Linked DNA regions of Homo sapiens: region 2 is linked to region 1. The links are chromatin loops, found by intact Hi-C in ENCODE. Cell type or tissue: endothelial cell of umbilical vein. All regions are shown on one strand. Each heading gives the region's core, and the rest is flanking DNA. Links, peaks and the distances in the headings are about the cores only.

Region 1 (8,327 bases), core at 201-8,200:
TGAACGTCACAGTTATCTCGGAAATGAATAAAGTGGGGCTTCCTCCCAGTATCCTACCTTTCTGGGACCAAGCATAGGTCAGTTGTCATCTTTTTTTTTTTTTTTTTTTTTTTTTTTTAAGAAAAAGCACATTAGATTGTTTGCCCCAGGCCAAGGATAGACTGAAGTGTTGAAGGTGTTTATGTGCCATACGTGGCAGTTAGGAACTGGTATCAGGGACTCATATCTCTGAAGCAAGCACTTTAGCTACCTGTTCATAGGTAACAGCTCATTGATAGGGAAAGAAGGTAGAATTAAGCTTATCAAAGGCTAGAACTGTGTCTGATTCATCTTGGGGTCCTCCCTACCTAGCTTAGGATGCTACATTGTTTAGGTTTTAGTGAATGTTTGTTGAGTGAAGAGATGAGTTGGTGTTCTCTATCAGCAAGGTCTAGCGGGGCCAAGTGGCCCAGGACAGATGGGTCTGCTGCTAAAGTGGTTTTTATTTGAAGTGTGTGTTGATCGTGGGTTATCTTACAGGATTTTTTAATATTCCATATGGCTCTAACCAGGACCTGCCTTAGTACCTCTGAAAGAAGTCACTATTCTTATTTTGGTCCAGACAGTACCATTTTCTCTCCCAGTTACCCAGGCAGGACATTTCAACATCATCTTGACTTCTCTGTCTCCTTGGCGCTGATCTCTAATTGGTCATCATCCTCTCTGCTCACATCCAGCGTCCCTCCCTCTGCCTCATTCTGGATACTAGGCCCTCATGGCCTAGTTCTTCTCTAATCTGCCCTTATTGCAGTTCATTCCTATGCACGAGTTCTCAAGAATCTTTCTCAAATCTTGTTTTCTTTGTGACACTTCAGTGACTCTTCATCAAACCTCAGTGAATATTCATTTCTAATAGGTAGAAATCTAAAATCTTCAGCCTGGTGTTTAAGATCTTTCATCAGGGGGTCATTTCCTCTCACCAGTTTTGTTTCCTGCTTTTTTCTCTCCCCACTCGACACCACCTCATTTTTTTTTAATCTTATAGAAATCCTTAAATCCTGGATTTTGTTAATTGCATTATTATGGTACGGCTTAACTTGTTCCACTATTCCCCTTGTTGCCTATATACTGATAATTAGATCTAAGCTTGATTCACTTTTTTTTTTTGTCAAGGATACTTCATAGTTGGGGTTGTGTACCACCTGTAAGTCAGCATTTTGCAACTTCTGTTGAAAATCATTATTTTGCAAACCCTAAGGAAGTGATAGATCCAGGCACCTGACATTAATGGGTGGTAAAACCATTAGTCTGGCAATACCTAACTCTCTGTTTAATTTTAACCTCACTAAAAGTGAAGCAGCCAGGTATAATATGCCTTGTATTGTAACACACAATATGGGGCAGCATGCTTTTTTGACTTCAAAATAGATCAAGGAACTTTTGCTTTTGAAGAGAGAAATTTCCTTGGCCTGGTGACAAGAGCAGTAGATGTGCCCAAGAGTAAGGATGTGTGTTGTCCTTGGGTTAGCCACTGTAGGTTTATAACCTGCTAGGAAATTTTCATAGGAAGGGCCAAAAATTCAAGATGCTCATTTGCAAGTTGTCTTCTAGGGTGTTGCCTGAACCTAGGCTGCAGTAGAAGTGGGGCTTGGAGGTAGGCGATATTGAAATCCCAGGTTAATGCTAATCTCCATCTCAGATCCAGGACAATGCAGACCAGCTTCCTTTTGGGAAATGGAGGTTCTTAGTTAATATGTTCTGGCTCTTACATTTCTGATACCGCTACTGGTGCCAACCTAAATCAGCAGCCTAGTTCTCAGCAGAAGGCAGCAGAGGATGGCAAGGTTGGAGGGTAGATAGAAGCTGTGGGAGTTGGGTGGCTCCTGTCTGCACACTGGACAAGGGGCACCCTGAGAAAAATAATTCTTTAAAAAATTAAAAAAAAAATAAGCTGTGGGAGTTGAGGGTTTAACTGCTTGGCCACTTGGCCTTCTCTCTGGGAAAATTAACTGGGATCAACCCCTCTGACAAGTTTCCCTTTTGGTTCTTCTGTGCGTGAATAGTCTAAAGCAAAAAAGGCTGTCCCGTCTGTTTGATAGCTGTGAAGCTTGAATAACAGAGTATAGTGGAGGCATTTTGCCAGAAAACTTAGAGGTCTGACATTTTTGTCTTGCTGACTTTTATTTCTGCTCTTCTCAGTAAAAAGCATCCCTCAGTTGTCAGTCAGCCCATATGTATTGAGCACCTACTTTATTCCTGGCTTTCAGCTAGTGCAGTTGGAGTGGGCAGTTGTAAATGGTGCAGTTGCATTCATGAGTGCTGCAGGAAGACCTGGAGGACAGCCGAGGCATGACTGGCAGGAGTTGTGGATGGCTTCCTGACAGAGATGAGACTTCAACACAGTCTTAAAGGATGGGCTGGATTTCTCTAGGACTACTGTTGTCCAAAGTATGCTCCATGCAGCTTTACTTACACCAGGCTTTGTAGGGGGTGGGGGAAAAGGGTTTTGTGGTCAAATAGGTTTAGGAAATAATGCATGTTGTATCTTCTTCTATAAAAAATGTTCAGTTTAACCCAGCATTTTTTAAACATTTCACCTGAGAACCTCTTTTTATTTTAGTTAATGGAATACTCTGAGGTAAATATTGCTCTACACTGAGCCAAGGAGTCACAACATTCCAGATTGTGGGTGGGTAGGGAAAATGGCTCATTTGGGAGTCTGTAAGAGATTAGCATCTCCTCAAGACTTTGTAGGAGTCTCTGATCTCAGACCAACTATCCAGACAGAGTGCTTCTGGGAGGGATTCACTTGGAAGAAGCCTGTGTAATCACATGGGGTATGGGGGGAGGTACACTCATAGTCTTGGCTTGGATGATGCTTATGCTTGCAGGATGTCTCTGGCATTGGAAGGTTCTGGGCCTGCCCTGCCCTCCAGAAAGTTGGCTAAGAACTAGGAGTGTAGATTCTGAGAAGCAAGGGGCCCACTAATCAGGATCTCCCACTGTAGCCTAGAGAATTCAGCTTTCTAACTTGAAGTGGTATTTCACCTGCTGCTTCTGAAAATGGAACTGCAGTTAGCTAGGGGATCCAGCGAAGTTCCCCCACTAGGTTGAAGGCTGAGATGGCAAAAGCCTCCCAGAGCAGGATCCCAGGGACTAGTATTCTTTTTTTTTTTTGGAGACAGAATCTCGCTCTGTTGCCCAGGCTGGAGTGCAGTGGCATGATCTCAGCTCACTGTAATCTCTGTCGCTTGGGTTGAAGCAGTTCTCCTGCCTCAGCCTCCTGGGCTGTGTGAGAGCTCCCCCTGCTGTCTCCCTCTCCTCATGGCTCTCTTCACACTGCCCGCTCTTCCAGTTAAGCAAGTACAGACAAGAACCACTAATCAAGAATACTAGTCCTAGCTGGGCGCAGTGGCTCCAGCCTGTAATCCCAGCACTTTGAGAGGCTGAGGTGGGTGGAGGTCAGGAGTTTGAGACCAGCCTGGCCAACATGGCGAAACCCCATCTCTACTAAAAATACAAAAATTAGCCGGGCGTGGTGGTCCATGCCTGTAATCCCAGCTACTTGGGAGGCTGAGGCAGGAGGATTGCTTGAACCCAGGAGTCAGAGGTTATAGTGAGCCGAGATCGTGCCACTGCACTCCAGCCTGGGCAACAGAGCGAGATTCTGTCTCAAACAAACAAACAAACAAACAACACTCTAGTCCCTGGGATCCTCCTCTGGGAGGCTTTTGCCATCTCAGCCTTCAGCCTAGTGGGGGAACTTCACCCTGTCACTTCAGAGCCTTGTTTCCTCCTGTTCTTTCAGTTCTTGGATGTTTTTCCCTCCCCATGGTCTTCTCTCACTCTTAACCTAGGTGTGTTCTCCAGGCTTCCTGACAGTTTAGAGTTGAGCCATTCCAGATGGTGTAATATAGCTTCCCGTTCATCTGTGCTGCCTCCGTCTCCTCTCGGCCCCTTTCCACAGAGCTTTTTTATGTTTGCAAATAGGGTGGCAGAGTGCCATCTTTTCCAGAAGAACCCCATGCCTCAAGTCCCCTCTTCCCACCCACCACACAGTTCCATCTGGATAAATGGTGTCCTGGTATCTGTCACCTGCCTCCAGGATCTGATCTGGATCTCTTCCAGATCCAGCAGAGATCAAGACTGGAAGGAATGGGGAGGTACTATGAAATGCAGCAGCAAGGAGGCAAAGATTGCTGAATACTCTGGTCCTAATACTTGCTCTTTTTCTAGCCATGGCACTGAAGAGGGACAGCAAATCTTGAAGCAGCCGGTGTCAGAGAGACTGGACTTTGTGTGCAGTTTTCTGCAGAGTAAGCACCTTTCTTATCCAGCTATGAAGAAGCTGCTTCCTCAGCTCGTGGGATTGGAGAGTCCAGAGGAACTAGTTCATGGGTGTCTGGAGGAGAAAAATTTCAAGGCTCCCCACTCTTTAACACAAAGATGAAAACAGCTGGTTCAGATCCCCTGGGTCTTGTGATGCCTTCATCAGTTGGTGTAAGAAGAGTGTCCCTTCAGTCCCAGAGCCCTTCTCGGAGATCTAGGTGGAGCCAGAAGGTTACTTTTTGGGACCTGTCACTTTTAACTCTTTGAGCACCTTAAGTTTCTGTTTCCCCGAACTTCAAGGAGACAGAAGAGAGAATGAGTCTCTTTCCCTTGCAAGAAAAACTGTTTTTCCCAGATAACTTTGAATTAATTGCTTAGGCGATAGGTGTAGGGGCAGAGGCACATTAAGGTTGATCTTGACCCCCCTCACTGCTTGTGTGACCTTTCTGGACATAGGTTCCCTATCTATAATATGGAGATAACTGCTCTTCAAGTGGATGGGTGGATTAAATAAGAACACATGCAAAGCTTCTAGTACAGTGCTTTTCAGTTCCCCTCCCCTTGTCCAGCCTTAGACCACAGAGTCCTCGTCTTTGACATGGGGAGCTAGCTGCCATCTCCACCCCTAGAGAATTATAGGAAAGGTGAGGCTTTATTTAGATAAAGTAAGGTGTTAGTAATTTGAGCCCAGACCCTCGGGCAGTATAAGAGTCACGTATCCCTAGTTGTCCTTTTCTGACTCAGCTATAGGTTTACTCTGTGACCTCAGTTGGAACAGGATTCTAAAGTGACCTGGCATCTCTGGGCTCTTCCTCTGTGGTGCTGAGAGTTGGTGAGTGGGTGGGAGAGTGCAACATCATGACCCAGAGTTGCTGTGAATTCCGAGGCTGCTTTCTTCTTCCATTATCCCTGTAGCCCTTGGATTGACCCAGGATAGAACTGACTTCAGATGGAAAATTGTAAGGCAGGGGAAAGAGGCCATAGGAGTAAGGAGGCCTACATCTCATAGCCCCACCAGAGATAGCCATTCTGCTCCCCAGATTTCAGTGTTCTGGGATCTCAGGTATGGTTTCCAGGAAGTTCACCCTGTTTTCTACGTTGTTGTCATTGCAGAAAATCGAAAACATCCCTCTTCCCCAGAATGCCTGGTATCTGCACAGAAGGTGCTAGAGGGATCAGAGCTGGAACTGGCGAAGGTACCTATGGAATACCAGACTGGGGAGGCAGGGCAGGGTTGGGGTGATGGTACCTGAGGGACCCTGCAGGGCCTTCTCTTAACCCAAGGGGAGATGATGGGTGCTTTATTTCTGGGGCTCTAGTACGTTGGAGGTAGAACCAGGCAGCCACCTGTCTTGAGACAGAGGCTAATTTAGCCCAAGGATTCTAGGAGCCCATGATCTTATGACAGAGATTATGAAACAAACAATGGTTTACTAGACCATTACTGTGGGCCTCGGTGGAGACCTGGCAGAAATCAGGTCTCATTCGGCTATCACCATATTTTTATTATAGCTCAGTCTTAAGTCATTCCCTCTGCTCTTTCTGGGTGCTGGCCTATAGAGGGTACCTAAAGCTTCACACCCAGGGTTCCATGAGTCCAGGAATTGAGCCATGCAGGAATCTTGGCGCTCAGCTTTTTGTACAGTGTACACTATCCTTAATTAAAAAAAAAAAAAAAAAGTGTTTCCTGGAGCTGTTAAGGATGGTGGCCTGGGATTGCTGAATTCCAGGACTTTTAGAAGAGTCACCGGAATAGCTCAGAGTCCCCAGAACAGCCCAGAATGGGGGCACTGAGAAGAGAGACAGCCCCACTCAGTGACTGCCTCCTGTTTGGCTTCTAGATGACCATGCTGCTCTTATACCACTCTACCATGAGCTCCAAAAGTCCCAGGGACTGGGAACAGTTTGAATATAAAATTCAGGTAAGCCCTTGTGCCTCCATGCCACCTAGCAGGCCTAGCCCATGCTTCACCTCACCTGACTTGTTTTTCTTTGAACAGCAGATACTGGACTTTTTAAAAATACAGTTATAGCAATTATTGCCATTCATCATAGAAAGTCTGGGAAACGTTGAAAAGCATGCAGGAGGAAATAACAGTTGCCGATAAACTCATTCCCAGAGTTTGCTAACTTTTTAAAGGATGTACTTTCAAGTCCTTTTTTATGTGCATATGTTTAACTGTAATGTGTTTTAGGATAATACGTAGAAATTATTCTCTGTTCCTATATGTGTTTCTGTGTGTGTGTGTTTTTTTTCCCCCACAGAACTTTCACTTCATTTATCTCATCCTTTCCTCTGGTAGGGTCATCTGGAAGAGGCCAACATAGTTATATATAAAAGCTTCCTGGCCGGGCGTGGTGGCTCACGCCTATAGTCCCAGCACTTTGGGAGGCCGAGACAGGAGGATTGCTTGAGGCCAGGAGTTCAAGATCAGCCTGGGTAACATAGCGAGACCCTGTCTCAACAAAAAATATTTTTTTTAAAAAAAATGAGCTGGGTGTGGCAGTGTGTGTCTGTAGTTCTAGCTACTTGGGGAGCTGAGGAGGAGGAGTTGACTCCAGGAGTTGGAGGTTATAGTGAGCTATGATTGTGCCACTGTACTCCAGCCTGGGTGACAGAGCAAGATCTTGTTTCTTAACAACAATAACAATAAAAGCAACTTTCTGATTGTGTTACTTTCCTTAACAGTCACTTCACTTGTGGTCAGGAGTTAAGTCAGTCAGGAACTCTGACTTCGGTACATCTTGAGGGGAGGTGGGAGGGAAGGGGACAAGTGGGGTGAACATATCTCTAGTTGAATGTTGTTGGCTGGGTCATAGGACCTCAGCTCTGAGAGGGAGAATGGGATCCAGCAGGCTCCTAGGGCATGAGGGAGCCGGGGACTGGCACTGCCAGGGTGGAGCTCCTGGCAGCCATCCCTTCAGAGGCCTAACACCTAAGTGATGCTCTTTTTCTCCCTGTGGCCCAGGCTGAGTTGGCTGTCATTCTTAAATTTGTGCTGGACCATGAGGACGGGCTAAACCTTAATGAGGACCTAGAGAACTTCCTACAGAAAGGTAAGTAGGTACACACTCCTGAGAATCCCCTCATCTCTGAAATGGGGAATACTAGGATCCTGAGTTGTCAAGTATGGTGGGGGTTTGTTTCTGTCCCCAACACAAGGCAGAGTTGATGCTCAGGAAAAGTGTGTGTAATGGAGTAGGTCGATTTCTGGGCCATGTTGTATCATCTCAGTTCCTATGGAGCTCCTCCTTGCTGCCTGGCAGCAGTTATGTAGGATATTTACAAGTGATCATACCTACTTTTGTTTTTTATTTTTTAAACAATCATTACTCTAGGCTTAGAAGCTGAGAATACAGTCTTTTTATTTTTATTTTTATTTTTTTTTGAGACAGAGTCTCTCTCTGTCGCCCAGGCTGGAGTGTAGTGGTGCGATCTCAGCTCACTGCAATCTCCACTTCCCGTGTTCAAGCAATTCTCCTGCTTAGCCTCCCGAGTAGCTGGGATTACAGGCGCATGCCACCACACCTGGCTAATTTTTGTATTTTTTGTAGAGACGGGGTTTCACCATGTTGATTAGGCTGGTCTCGAACTCCTGACATCAGGTGATCCACCTGCCTCGGCCTCCCAAAGTGTTAGGAATACAGGCATGAGCCACTGCGCCCGGCCCACAGTCTTTTAAAAAATGTTTTTCCCGTCATGTAGTGCATGTTCTAGGTGGAAAGGCAGATACATAAACCAGGAAATAATGATAAGGAATCTAAGTACGGAATATATCAATGGCCTCGGCTGGTACTACAGTAGAAAGAGTGATCGTTCTGCTGGTCTTCTGATGAAGAGGTCAGCTGGTGGATGATAGGAATGTAAGAAGGAGGTCTAGGCGAGTTCTAGCCGTTGAGTTTGATGTTCCTTGTATTCAGGTTCCTCATGAGACCTTCAGGTGGAGATGTTAGAAATGTGAGTCCAGAATTCAGGAGCAGGCTCTGGACCAGAAGATAGGTTTGCAAGTCAGCATTGG
Region 2 (8,327 bases), core at 177-8,176, 390 kb before region 1:
ATTGCTGTGTCATGTTTACTGATTCATCTCTTCACTTTTCTCTTCAGTTGCTTCTTATGTATTTCTCCTGACCTAGGCTGTGAGCCCTGTCACAGCAAGGTGTATGGCACCTCCTTCTCCTGCCTTCACCGTAGTAAGTCACACAAGGCTGGCTGGCACTCAGAAGACACATGGTACAGATGGAGTCTGGCCCGTTGATTGATTGGTTGATAGAAACCTTGTTTATTCTCCAAAGGCTAACCAGCAGGAGAGCACAGCCCTAGGCAGCAGCTGGGCAGGCTGACTGGTCTCCAGGATCCTCCATTCATGTGGATGGAAGGCTCAGGAAGGCTGCATAAGAATCCTCTTTGAGGCTGGGCTGAGGCTTCCATCTCAATGCCCTTTTGTTTGAAGGGATAGCACCCAGGCCTCCTGCGAAGCCTGTGTGTTTGACCAGCCTTTGCAGATGGACAGTGTACTGGGGCAGGATGTAAAGCACAAACAATTGAGGGAGGCCCCCGGAATTCCCAAGGGCTCAAGAGTCCAGCAGGGGTGGGGAGGGGCAGGATCCTTCCCAGGACACATCAGGGGCTCAGTCACAACCCCTAGATGGGTCACACAGGATCTCAGGCACTTTTGTCTCCAGCCTCATTTCCTTTCCAGTATTCAGGTCCCCACTTTAGCTTCTCTGATGGTCAACATCCAGCCCTCTTTGGGTGCCTCTAGGTATGAGGCACTCTCTGCCTCCTGAAGAATAGGCAGATTCTGACTGAATATACATTCATTCTTTTTTCTTTTGAGGTATAATTCACATACCATAAAATTCAACCTTTAAAAATATACAATTTAGTGGATTTTAGAACATTTATAAGATTGTGCAACCAGCACCACTAATTCCAGAATGTTCTATCACTCTCCCACCCCACCCCGGACCCTCAGAAAACTCTGGTTCCAATAGTAGTTACTCCCCATTCTCCTCTCCCCCTAGATGTTGCAACCACTAATCTGCTTTCTGTTTCTGGATTTGCCTGTTCTGAACATTTCATATAAATGGAATTATACAATATGTGGCCTTTTGTGTCTGGCTTCTTTCACTGAGCTTAATGTTTTCAAGGTTCATCTATGTTGTAGCATATATCAGTACTTTATTCCTTTTTGTGGCTGAATAATATTCCCTGTATGGATGTACTACATTTTATTGGATGTACATCCATACAGGATGTCATTTGTCAGTTGATGGACATTTGTGTTTCCACTTTTTAGCTATTATGAATAATGCTGCTGTGAACATTCGTGTACAGATTTCTATGTGAATGTATGTTTTCATGTCTCTTCAGTGTATACCTAGGAGTGGAATTGCTGGGCCATAGAGTAACTGTACATTTAACATTTTGAGGAACTGCCCAACCATTTTCCAGGGTGGCTTCACCATTTTACATTCCCAAAAGCAACGTGTGAGGGTTCTACCTTTTCCACATCCTCACCAACAATTGTTGTCATCAGTGTTGTCATCACTTACAGCAAACCTAGTGTGTGTGGAGTGGTATCTCATTGTGGTTTTGATTTGCATTTCCCTAATGGCTAATGATGTGAGCATCTTTTTATGTGCTTATTGGCCATTTCTGTATCTTCTTTGGCATTTATTCATTCTTTTTTCTTTTTTTTTTTTTTTTTTTTGAGACGGAGTCTTGCTCTGTCATCCAGGCTGGAATGCAGTGGCGCGATCTTGGCTCAATCCAACCTCTGCCTCCCGGGTTCAAGCGATTCTTCTGCCTCAGCCTCCCAAGTAGCTGGGATTACAGGCACGTGCCACCATGCCTGGCTAATTTTTGTATTTTTGGTAGAGACGGGGTTTCACTATGTTGGCCAGGCTTGTCTCGAACTCCTGACCTCAGGTGATCTGCCTGCCTCAGCCTCCCAAAGTGCTGAGATTACAGGTGTGAGCCACCGCACCCAGCCATTCTTTGGCATTTATTCATTCTTAAGGCCTGTTATGAGCAATTTCTTATTAGGCATTGAGGGGGAGAAAAATGTATCATGATGACCTTTGTCTTTCAAGGAACTTGCGGTCTGGTAAGAGAATTGTAGTTAGTACAGGTGAAAAGTTAGGGCTTCACAGGCAAGGTGGCCTTTAGTTTGGGTCTGGAGATAGGTCGTATTTGTATACAAGGAGCTTTGCAGAAAGACTTTCTGGGCAGTTGGAGTAATGTAAGTAAAGACAATTTGTAATTAGTAGTAGAAAACAGTTTTATCTTCTGATGAGCTCTGAAGCAATAGTGTGAAAGCACCTGGCATAGCACTTGGCACATGATGGGCTGTCATTATGTGTTAGCTCCCTTTGCAACTCCCCTCACTTGGTCCCAGCTCTGTCTTCTAGGACTACATGGCTTCCTTTTCCTGTTCCAGATTTTTAACTCTTAGGAGACAGAGCTCCAAGCTATATGAGCCTTGGTTCCCTAAACTGTGGTTTCAAGTCTCCTCCTCATCCTAGTCATTTTAAAATGAAACAGCTAGAAAGTTTTGGTGCCCTCTCTGAATTCCAGTGTGGCATGACCATTATTGTGAGGAGCAGGGCAACCATCCCCTTTGTTAAAGATTTTATACTTCTATTAATATGGCCCGACCTTGCATTGGCTTTCTTGGCAGCTGCGTTACACTCCTAGGTTCTGTTAAGCTTGTAATCGGCCCAGCCTTCTGAGATCCATGACTTCTTCTGTCCTGTAACCCTTTGATTGGATTTGTTTGCAGAGCTTGTTTTAACCTAAAGGTAAGGACACTTTAAGGCTTTGTATTTGCTTGTGAATTTGTAATATTTGAAATGTGAATATGTACTATGTGAAAGTAGTGGTGGTGGTATGGAGACTACCAGAAAGAAGAAAGGATAGGCTTGGAATGTTCTCAGCATGCGACTAGAAGGAACTAGAACTTCCAAGAGAGAAGGTTCTAGGAAGCTTCAGGACTAAACAGAAAGTATCTTCACCCCTCAAGTAAACTCCTTTCCACTTGAGGCTTTTCCTTATTTTCTGTCAGCTGATTGGTCCCATCAGACAACTATGGTGTGCTGACGCATGCTAAATCTGGGAAAGAAGGGAAGAATTGGGCATATGAGCCCTGGAAGGCAGTGTGGCTCCATAGAGCTTGGGCTTCATCCCCGGCTGCTACTTATTGGCCTTGTAATCTTTCTTTTTCTTTTTTTTTGAGACGGAGTCTCACTCTGTCGCCAGGCTGGAGTGCAGTGGTGCGATCTTGGCTTACTGCAACCCACGCCTCCCGGGTTCAAGTGATTCTCCTGCCTCAGCCTCCTGAGTAGCTGGGATTACAGGTGCCTGCCACCATGCCTGGCTAATTTTTGTATTTTTAGTAGAGATAGGGTTTCACCATGTTGGTCAGGCTGGTCTTCAACCTCTGACCTTGTGATCCACCCACCTCGGCCTCTCAAAGTACTGGGATTACAGGCGTGAACCACCGTTCCCAGCCTGGCCTTGTAATCTTAATCAGTCATTTACCCTCTGTAAGACTTGGGCTTCTTTCAGAGGATCAAATGAGATCATAAATGTCAAGTATCTGTTGCGTAGTAGGCAGCTCAAGAAATGTGAGCTCTTTTGAACTCCATCATTCAAGAGCTTTGCAAGGCGGTGAGTTGTGCTCCCTGAGCCTGTGTAAACATCTCTGAGCACCTGTGATACTTAGTGCACTTATTTGTGCGCTTGTTTCATTTTCCCTCCTCCAGCTCAGAATAAGAGCTCCTTGTAGGCAAGATTCATGTCTGATTGACTTCGGTGTCTGTCAATGCCCAACACAGAGGCTAGCTTGGAGATGTTACTTCAGTTTTGTTGAGTGAGTGAAGGCCACACCTTTGCCCGAGGAGGCCAGGTTTTATGGTTGGCTTTTCATTGTCTCTTCTTTACTGGAAATTTTGTGAGATTCCTGAACTTCACAGAAGGTGGCTCAAGTACCAACACTGTTTCACTGTTTGAGAAATTTGAACCACTTTTGTGTCTCACTGCTGTAGTGTGACAGGTTTCCTGGCAGCCAGCCAGGAGGCCTGCTGTGGGGCCAGTAGGTGGCGCCTATGACCCTTTCCCACACCTCAGGTCCTGCACAGGCCTTTCCTTCTCACCACCACAGCTGCTGACTCTCTGGGAAATGCATATATTAATAGCTCTGGGCAGGGGTACCCAGATGAAGGTGCTTTGGGCCACTCCCTCCTGTTTATGGCCTTGTATTGTTGGACTTCCGTGTTTTATTCAGTCTCAGCCTTGGCACACACTGCCTGGGGAAGCAAAGATGTTTGCTATAGAGGATCCCAGAAGGTCACTCTGGGAATCTGTGCTTCTGGCCCATCCTTTCTGGCACACTCTGCCTCTAGGAAGTCATCCCTGTGGCTCTCTTGCTCTGACCTGTACTCTCATGGCACCTTCCTCTAGGGTCCTTGCTTGTATTTTAGCTGTTTGCCCAGTGTGTAGCTGTCCAGTGAATGCTTTGAAGGCAAGGATACCACAGAATTCATCACAGTACCCTGAGTGCCCTGCTCAGAGTCCTGTAATAACCAGTCCTCAGGAAGAGTTTATGGAACGAATGGATGCATAATAAGTAGTACCTCAAAAATTGTTATCCACATTGAAGGGTATTCTACAAACAAACTAGCCTTACTCTGCAAAAAATGTCAATATCATGAAAATCAAAGAAAGGTTGAAGAACTATCCTAGATGAAATTGAAACATATGCAGTGTTTGGTCCTGATATTGATCCTGGCTTTCATCTGGATCACAGGGGGAGATTGCTATAATGAATATTGGGATAATTGAAGAAATTTGAATGTGGGCTGTATATCAGATAAAAATAGTATATCAATGTTAAATGTTCTGAATTTTATCATCATTAGTTAGTGGTTCTGTAAGAGAATGCTCTGGTACTAGGTACGAGATGCATGTACCAATGTATCTGGTATATGCTCGATGAAGTATTTGGAGGTAAAGGGGCATAGTATCTGAAATTAGTTCTCACATGGTCCAGCAAAAAAAAATAGAAAAGGAATAGAAAAGCAAATGAAACAAAATGTAAACAGGATATGAGTGAAGGCTATTTATTTATTTGTTTTTTTGTCTTTGTTTTTTTTTTTCGAGACGGATTTTCGCTTTGGTTGCCCAGGCTGGAGTGCAATAGCACGATCTCGGCTCACTGCAGCCTCCGCCTCCAGGGTTCAAGCGATTCTCCTGCCTCAGCCTCCCGAGTAGCTGGGATTACAGGCATGTGCCACCATGCCCGGCTAATTTTGTATTTTTTAGTAGAGACGGGGTTTCTCCATGTTGGTCAGGCTGGTCTCGAACTCCCGACCTCAGGTGACTCGCCTGCCTTGGCCTCCCAAAGTGCTGGGATTACAGGCCTGAGCCACCGCACCTGGCATGAAGGCTGTTTGAAGGGGTGTGTGTGTGTGTGTGTGATTTTTGTAACTGTTCTATAAGTTTGAAATTATTTCAAAATAAAAAGTTAAAAAATAATCTGAGCACTTTAATGTGGGCCAAGTTTCTGTAAGAGAGATGGGACAAAGAATGATCACCCAGTGTTGCACTTTATTCAGTTGATCCAGCAAGTATTCACTGAGGTTGTGATTCAGCTCCTCCACTGTGTGCCTCAACAAACAGAACAAGTGTAATAATAGCAACTAAGATTTGGAAAATGTAAGTGCCCTCACAAACATTATTTCCTTTGGTCATCTCAGCACCCATGTTAGGTAGGGCTGACAGGCTGATAGGGTAAGATGACTGAGGTTCAGAGAGGGTAGTGTGATCTGCCCACAGTCACACAGCCTGGAAGAGACAGACAGAGGCAGGCTCATATATAGATCAGTCTTTTCCAAAGGGGACGCTTTCTGAGCCTCCCTATCTGTGTGTGTAAAAGGAAGATTTGGACTGATTAATCTCTGCAGATCATTCTTTAAGTTCAGAAATTTTAAAGTTTTCTGTGATAGGAAATAGCCAGCTATGAAACATGCAGACACATTCCACAGTACACTTGGCATTTGTGGTAGGTACTGCATACCTGCCAGCCTCTCCCCTCCCTCACTGCTCTCACTCCCTTGGAGTTCTCCAGGCATGACAGAATGCTCAGTGGGCCATCTCACTGGGAGTGAGAGCATCTGGAGAGCTTCCTCACGGAAGGGTCCCCAGCTAGGCCTTGGAGAAGGGTGCTCAGTTCAAGTAGCAAATGCAGAAGTTGCTGGAGAGGCCTTGTCTATGGAGTTGAAGCACCAAGACCCTGCCTGAAGTCTGCTGTCCCAGGCTGGGGGGTCTATGAGCAGCCTTTGCTCCCTTGCCCTGCCCCTCCCAGCCCTGGCTGGCAGGCTAGATAAGGCACAGATGGAGGCTGCCTGGGGATTCTGGCCCCAGGCACCTTGCCTCTGCTCAGACAGCAGGGCCTGGTGCTGTTATTACTGTAAACAGGGCCTTCTGTGAGGCTCCAGCCAGGGCCCTGTTGCCCAGATAGCAATCATGATTGGGTCTGCATGGCTCAGTGCTTCCAGGCCTCTGATGCAGGTGGGATAGGGCTCCCTACCCTTCAGCCCCTCCCCAGCTGCAGCTGAGGGCTGGTTCATGTGAAGGATCCGGAAATCAGTTGGAACAATGCGTCATTGAAGTTCAGTGGCCGCTTTGTATTGATTGGTCCTAAAGAAAGAGGAAGAAAAATCAAGTGGTACCTCCCTCCCCTGAGTGGAAGAGCTAGTTAGCCAGAATAACTCAAAGCTGCCCCTGTGTCCCTTTCTGGGACTCTTTCCCTCCCTCCCACAAACAGAGCCTGGGGAGTTGTCTTTTCGTTGGAAGTCTTGCTGAGTGCAGCGTCTGCTAGGAATCTACTCAATTTTCATTTTGATGCTACACATATTTAGAATTATAACATTATAGAGCTGGTAGGGACTTCAGAAATAATTTCATTCATTTCCTTCTTTTACTGCAGATAAAAGTAAGGACCACAAAGACATTTATTGTGGTCACATAGCTAGTAAGTGATAGAGCCATGACTGGAATTTGTGACCTGTAGCCCCTAGGCCTGTATCCACAAATGTCCTCAGCCCTGAGACTGAGAAGCTGCACTCACACCCTCCTACATATACATAGAAGCCTAAGTTCTTCGAAAAAGACAAGCTTACAGTTATAAAACAGGTAACTTCCAGCACCAGACAGAAGTATTGGTGAGAAGTTAATGTAGGTAAGTGCTGTAGACATTCATTCATTCAGACCCCGAGCTTTGTGGTGTGCCAACTGCCATGGCAGGCACCTGGAGCAAAGAGATGAAGGCAAGTCCTTGTTTCTAGAAGGACATGCTTGCCTACTGGGGAAGTTAGACCTGTGGACTGTATGATAACTACATTGATACAGGTTAGCACAGGGGATTGTGGTGGCAACAAGGTCATCTTAGGGAAGGCTTCTTAAAGTATAGGACTTTTTTTTTTCCTAAGAAAGTTTTATTTTAAAAAAGAGTAATAGTATGGTCATTGTTATAAAAACAGCACAACTTCAAACAATACAGAGGTACTCACAGCAGAAAGAGAAAGCTTGACTGCTTCATTGCCCCTTCCCCAATCAGTGGTAATAGCTGTTACCTCTTTGGTCTTTAGCCTGCTGGACTCTCCAGGATCACTGATGGATGGGAGCAGGATATGTTTTTCCCGACTGATTTGTCCTTCTGTGGTAATCTTCAGCTCTTGGGCTAGGGAACCTTCCCTTTCCTGCTGCTGCCCTTGCCTGGGAATTTTAGACAGTTCATTTATCTATCCTCCAGTAATTTGGAGCACTTACTGTGTTCCAAGTTCTGTGTATACCTTTTCCTGTATCATCCTAGTTACTCTGTCACTTCTTTAAAATCGAGTGAACACAAATTGGAAAGTGATAAGAATAGTATAAGCTCTTCTTATGCTATTTTGTACAGTGCTTTATTGCATCCCAAGTATTTTTACATATTTTTTCTCACTGTCTCTTCATAGCACCCCTATGTGACATATATAGTAGGGTTGGTGAGGTGTTCTCCATTTTTTTTTAACAGATGCAGAAACAGGCTTAGAGAGCAGGAGCTATCATGTAAATGAAGGAAGCAGTTGAGATTCAGAGAGGCTAAGTCATTCATTCATCCACCACTCCTCACTTAGTAAGTAACAGAGCCTGGATTTGTTTGTTTTGTTTTTTTTGAGATGGAGTTCTGCTCTTGTTGCCTAGGCTGGGGTACAGTGGCACGATCTTGGCTTACTGCAGCCTCTGCTTCCTGGGCTCAAGTGATTCTCCTGCTTCAGCCTCCTGAGTAGCTTGGATTACAGGTACTGGCCACCATGCCAGGCTAATTTTTTATATTTTTAA

The links. Hi-C counts contacts between places; a loop is a spot of excess contacts. Peaks named below come from ENCODE experiments on the same cell type or tissue, not always from the same donor. Only the 100,000 strongest peaks of a DNase experiment are listed, where the experiment ranks them.
Region 2: it touches region 1 in a loop (12-fold over the local background); 9 of 110 quality-filtered maps call a loop at or near these places.

What each region holds. Positions count from the first base shown.
Region 1 is chr11:72,020,242-72,028,568 of GRCh38, reverse strand. It overlaps NUMA1 (nuclear mitotic apparatus protein 1), which reads left to right. Exons shown (of 27, transcript NM_006185.4): 5 at 4,216-4,295; 6 at 5,422-5,504; 7 at 6,150-6,230; 8 at 7,278-7,365. NUMA1-AS1 (NUMA1 antisense RNA 1) reads right to left here. Exons shown (of 4, transcript NR_104178.2): 4 at 7,650-8,243. Among named protein-coding and RNA genes, the nearest start is that of NUMA1-AS1, 10 kb to the right of the region's middle. RefSeq lists an enhancer at 3,152-3,446. In endothelial cell of umbilical vein, for the core only: a CTCF peak has its summit at 3,280 (motif pointing left); a DNase peak (open chromatin) is centred at 3,308; H3K27ac peaks cover 629 bases.
Region 2 is chr11:72,410,065-72,418,391 of GRCh38, reverse strand. All of the region lies in intron 2 of CLPB (ClpB family mitochondrial disaggregase), which reads left to right. Among named protein-coding and RNA genes, the nearest start is that of CLPB, 20 kb to the left of the region's middle. RefSeq lists enhancers at 1-363, 4,117-4,226, 4,277-4,326, 6,278-6,367, 6,418-6,477 and 1 more. In endothelial cell of umbilical vein, for the core only: a CTCF peak has its summit at 4,029 (motif pointing right); a DNase peak (open chromatin) is centred at 4,061.